Linked DNA regions of Homo sapiens: region 1 is linked to region 2. The links are chromatin contacts, found by Hi-C in ENCODE. All regions are on one chromosome and are shown on one strand. The core of a region is the stretch at or near the end of the contact, and the rest is flanking DNA. Distances in the headings are between cores, read along the strand shown. Region 1 holds the start of NFIL3 (nuclear factor, interleukin 3 regulated). Region 2 has its middle 66 kb from the start of MIR4290HG.

What was found. Hi-C counts contacts between places; a loop is a spot of excess contacts on that map. Pooled maps may share reads with other maps.
Region 1: a loop to region 2 is called in a map of gastrocnemius medialis, with 2.4 times the contacts of the local background. The contact joins the promoter of NFIL3 here to the enhancer-like site in region 2. A Hi-C loop is called at or near these places in 2 of 168 maps with a recorded cell type or tissue (ascending aorta and gastrocnemius medialis) and 4 of 50 pooled maps.

Annotation. Positions count from the first base shown.
Region 1 is chr9:91,422,494-91,425,193 of GRCh38, reverse strand. It overlaps NFIL3 (nuclear factor, interleukin 3 regulated), which reads left to right and starts at 1,362. Exons shown (of 2, transcript NM_005384.3): 1 at 1,362-1,554. LOC105376146 (synapsin-1) reads right to left here and starts at 1,161. Exons shown (of 2, transcript NR_188612.1): 1 at 1-1,161. RefSeq lists a silencer at 1,025-1,424.
Region 2 is chr9:90,105,799-90,108,498 of GRCh38, reverse strand. No RefSeq gene overlaps it. Among named protein-coding and RNA genes, the nearest start is that of MIR4290HG, 66 kb to the right of the region's middle. Within about 2 kb of position 1,283, at least 8 of the 41 ENCODE cell types and tissues checked have a DNase peak (open chromatin) inside an H3K27ac peak, as active enhancers do; they include gastrocnemius medialis, where a contact is called at or near this core.

The DNA of each region.
Region 1 (2,700 bases), core at 113-2,612, 1.3 Mb before region 2:
GCAAAAAGAAGTGGAAAGTCGTGGAGGCACTCGGCCCAGCCCCCACGTAGTTCAAGGAGACCAGGAGGGAGCTGGCTGGTGGAGGTCCTGCCCACCTGCCACACTCCGTATTTGGGCAAGCCTGTGAGTCACTGTCGGGAACATGGCTCCCTTCGCCAAGGCCAGCACTGACCACTATCCGTGTATCGGTAAACGCAGGGAGTGTGCCACGTGCCTTGACAGTCTAGCGCGACGACTTAAGAAGTCGCGGCTAGGTGCTCTTTTTTCCATTTTTTTACGTCTCTTCCGTAGCCCGGGAATTTGGGAGAGAAGACTACCGTATCCAGTTAGACGCAGAAATAACACTAAGCAGCTATCAGCTCAAAATCACAGGAAGAGATCCCGCGCGGTCGTCTCAAGCCCCAGCACCAAACGACAGTGGGCGTCCCAGCGGGGGCACCCGAGCGCGGACCTTCACATCCTCCGAGGAACGCCGCACCCGCGTGGCGGGGGTGGGTAGATGGACCTCAGCGAGCCTCGTTTCCCAGTCGTGTTACGCAACAACTTTGCAGCCGTCATCTTCGCCCTAATTGTGCAGGGGGCGGTGTTTGTGCGTGGAGCTTTCCCTCCCGGCTCCGGGCCGTCGCGGCTCTCGGGAGAGGCGCCGGGACATTTTAATCGCTGCCTCCGCCGCGCAGCCCTGCGCAGCTGCCCGGCCGCGCCAACCCCTTCCCCGCCGCAGCGCGCCCCGAGTGTTGGCAGCTTGCCAGCCGCCACCCCCCGCCTTCCCTCCTGCCCACCCCAAGGTAGAGGGCTCCTCTCGGGAGTGTGCGGGGAAGGGGAGGCCGAGGTCCGGGCCACGCCCGGGTAGCCGCAACCCGCAGTGCTCAGTCGGCAACAGGTAGCCCAGCAGGCTGCGGCTCTCAGGAAGACAAAAAGCGCCTCTGCGAGCAAGTGAGGGTCGCGGGGAGCGCAGAGCCACCGCGGCGACCGGGAGGGTGAAGGGAGCCAAGAGCGGACGGGGCGGTGGGACGGGGGGCTCCCGGGCTCCTCCGCAGGCTCGCTCCGGTCGTGTCGGCCGCGTGGGCCGTTGCGCAACACTCGTTGCGCCGGGAATGGGGCGCCAGCCCTCGCGGGCGCTCGGACGGCGGTGGCCCTGGCCGGGGAGGGACGCGAGCTGGTAGTGGCGCCGCCGCGGAGGGGGAGCTGAGGGCGGGGAGGCGGGGCGGGGCCGCGGAGTGCCCGCCCCGGCCCGCCCCTGCCGGCCGCGGCCATTGGCGGCGGGCCGGGGGCGGGTGCGGGCGCGGCGATTGGGGCCGCGGCCGCCAGTCACGCGGGGCTGGCGGGCGGCGACGTAGCGCGGCGCTCGGAACTGACCTACTAACACACATCTCTCCGCGCGGCCACGGCGCCCGCGGACCCGGCGCGCCCGCCCGCCTCCCGCGCCGCGCCCTCGCCGCCGCCCGCCTCCCGCCGCGGCCCCGGAGGCCCGGCCCGGCCCGAGCCCCGAGCGCCGGCGGCCCGACTCCCGGCCGCCCCTTTCTTTCTCCTCGCCGGCCCGAGAGCAGGAACACGGTAAGCGCTCCGCCCACCGCCGGCCGGGGGCCCGGCGACCGCTCCCAGGGCGCGCTGCGGGCGGGCGGGCGGGCGCGGGGTGCGGGCCGCGCTGTGTGCGGGGTCGGGCTGTAAGCTGGGCTCGCCAGCGGCGGCGAGTGCGCGCGGGGCATTCATTACATAAACTTTTGCTGCCTTGTCAGGATGGGACTCGCCACCTTAAGGTGGCTGCTTTGATTGCAGCGCCTTCGCGCCGGCACGTAGTCCTGGCTGGTTTGCGCTCTCCCCCCGCTGCTGTTGCATAATGTCTCCTGATTTCAGGAAAATTGATGTTTTGGTAAAGAAGAGCGCCAGGCAGGCTGAGCCCTCTCCGAGCGGGAAGATGCTCTTTCCTCTCTAGTGTCTTTCTTTCTCGTTCCTTCTCTGGGGCTGGCGGCGTAGGGGGGAGAGGAATGGGGGGTTGAGGAATGGGGAATAGTCTTAATTTGCTTGGTGAGAAAAAGGGTTGGTAGCGTGAACGGTGACGGCATTCGGAGAATGCCTGCGCGGCGTTTGTTTGTGTCAGGGGCTGTGTCTGCACAGACGTTTTCCACCCTGTTTGTCGTCAGCGTGTTTTACAAGCCCTCGGGAAGGTTGTGGGATTTGTCCTTTCATACATTGCATAATCTGCCCACGGTGAAATGTTGGCAAGAATTGCGGGCTGATGTGGGAATATGCGCGTATGTGTGCAATGATTTGGTAATTGAGGCGCAGCGTTGGATATTAGATCGTTATTTACGTCTATATTACGTCCCAAATAAACAGGTTTTAAAACGATACTACAAAACCTAAAAGCAAGAATTGCTCGCATTGAATTCTGATCTTGGGTACTACTGGGGTTCGCCCTTTCAATGTTCTCAGCTGTTATTTTTAAATCTGGGACGAACCATTGTGACGTTTACCTCCCCACCTTCCTAATTTTAATGCATTCCATTCGATCAGCCCTTTTTCTCACCTTATTGTCATTGCTTTTTCAGACACGACAAGACAAATCACATAATAGTTTCCTGGAAATGTTGCATTATGTAACTGCCGAATTTGCTGGCAGTGAGCATAGAGAGAGGGAGCTAATTACGTGATTTTATAATCTTGCTACAAAGAAAGTAGGACAGTCTCAGCCTTTAAGAA
Region 2 (2,700 bases), core at 34-2,533:
TGATGACAATTTTCTTGGATGTCTTCCCTCTCTAATAGCCATAGGACTCTATTTTCTTTCTGGCATTCAAGTTCCTTTGATGTGTCTAAATGCAGCCTGTTTCCTCCAACCAGCCTGTGTTTATGCTGGAAATACAGATCTGGGGGACATGGGGGTTGGGGCTGACATTTGCTGTGTCCAGGATCCTGGTCCCATATGCTGCAGTGTGAAGTTTTCACAAAGACAGTGGCTTCCCTAGATGGACTTCCTGCCTGAGCAAAAACGGGTCATCATCAATAACAACAATAAAAATCAGCAAAGTAGTCATATACACATAACAGTTTTCCTGAGTAGAAGATCAGTTGGAAGAAGGACAAGCAAAGACTCTCCTGGGAGTGGGTTTTTTATACACAAACCAACCAACCCAGAGTCCATGTTCCAAGGGCTGAGTCACTGCAGTAGGTTGTTGTAATTGTCCAGTGAGAGAGAGCGTAGCCTCTAGTGGAATGGCAGGCCTAGGAAAGAGAGGCAGGGAAACCAATGCCAAAGGGTTTAGGAGGTGTCTGCATGGAAGAGTGCAACTAGTGGGCACGTGGAAATGAGAACGACAAGGAGGAAGAGGAAGAAAGGATGATTACTAAAAGTCTTGCTTAATTAGGTAGTGCTGTTTCTAACCAAACTAGAGACTATGGAGAAAGAAGCAAGTTTAAAGAAATAAAAAAAAAATTAAGTTTTGGACGTAGGTATCTGTGTTAAAACCAAATGGTTATGTCTAGTAAGCTATCTGAATTATGAAATATGCATAAATATCCACACTTTGGCTGGAGATTAAATTTGGAAATATCCCATGGTAACTGAAATCCTGGCTGTGTACAAAGTCCCAGAGTCTGAAATGAGAAAAGAAGAAAGCAAAAGGTATTCACACTGACAGCTCTGTTGTCAAATGGAACTCTGTTATTACAGCTCCTTGGCTGAGTATAGAGATGTTCATGTTAACTGGAAAAAAAATAACATGTTAACTGGAAAAAATAAGTATGGTGTATCAGACTAGCCAGTGCTATCACGGAAATCTTTGTCATGTTGGTTGAGAATGAAGTTATTCTTACTTCAAGAGAAACAGAGGCCTGAGGAGCACTACTTTTAAATTTGTTTTCTAGGAGACCCATGCTATGTTGCTAATAAACAGTTTTGTTTTGACAGCTTCCATTTGCTATAAATATAGTTCCAAGGACAGTGTCCAATATTTCCTGATTCGAATCCAGCCTGAGCAGGTGTGTTCACTGCATGAGTCATGCCATTAGCTGCCAGGACTGTGACTTGGCCACAAAGGCACTTAACGGAATAAAAGCAAGCTGGGAAGAGAACAAGGCTTCTGGGATCACCGTTGCTTGGAATTTGGAGAGTCTCTGATAGGTTTGCTTCTTTCTTTTCATTACTGTTAAAAGCAATAGCACCAACCAGGGTTCCAAGGAGAATTTCTACATTAATAGATAAATATTTGATCAAACACAAGACCTTTCTTATTCCCTTTTTAATTCATAGTGTTACTGCATTTGCACTGATATGCTGCTCATGCTAGTTATGCCACTCAAAATACCCACTTTACCAAAAGTAGGTAACTTCCTCAGAGGAAGCTCTTTTTTTTTTTTTTTTTTTTTGAGACAGAGTCTTGCTCTGTCGCCCAGGCTGGAGTGCAGTGGCACGATCTCGGCTCACTGCAAGCTCCGCTTCCCAGGTTCACGTCATTCTCCTGCCTCAGCCTCCCGATTAGCTGGGACTACAGGCGCCTGCCACCACGCCTGGCTAATTTTTTGTATTTTTAGTAGAAATGGGTTTTTACCATGTTAGCCAGATGGTCTCGATCTCCTGACCTCGTGATCCGCCCACCTCGGCCTCCCAAAGTGCTGGGATTACAGGCATGAGCCACCACGCCTGGCTCAGAGGAAGCTCTTTAATGAAGAAGTAACATATTAAATATAACTACATTAAGAACCTTTCACTTTATTCTACATAAATATACTCACAATTTAATTAGTCATTGAAATGAGGAAGTCACATGCAATGCATTTCAGTTGAAGGTGTCTGTCTTAAAAGAGTGATGTAAGGGGGTCTTATAGTACCTTTATGGATGACAGCAGTGTCTGGGACTAAGGTCACAGAAGTGAAGATCTGAGCCCACGTTCAACAATCTTATAAATTACAAAGGAATGTTTAGACACAAAATCTAGACAGTGAAAACAGAGATGCTGCAGTAGCAGGCCTAGAAGAGAAGGAGGAATTTGCAGTCCTTTTTCAAATCACCTTTTCATAAATGAAAACAAACTCATACAACAACAAAATAGGGCATGCATTCTGATTCAGGATGCTGTTTTAAAGTTCTGTTCAGCAGTTTACATGGACTTTGATATCATAACACTCTGATTCAAGTGCTAAATATAAATAGGGTAAATATTTCTTGGCTTCCAGTGGGGTAATGGTAAACCCAAATTAGAGGCAGCACCACGGTAAAGAGCTATGTTGGATGAAATCCTGAACCACATTTGTGGGAAGGACACAGGGCTGGCCCAGTGAAGTCACTCTTCCAGTGAAACAGCAGAGCTAACATCATCCTTCCAGGAATCCTGCAAAAGAAGCCACCTGGGATGCAGTAAGATGACAGTAGCTTTCTGGAGCTAAGATGACAGACAGTTTTTTCTTTGGCCACAGGTTCTGATTACAAAT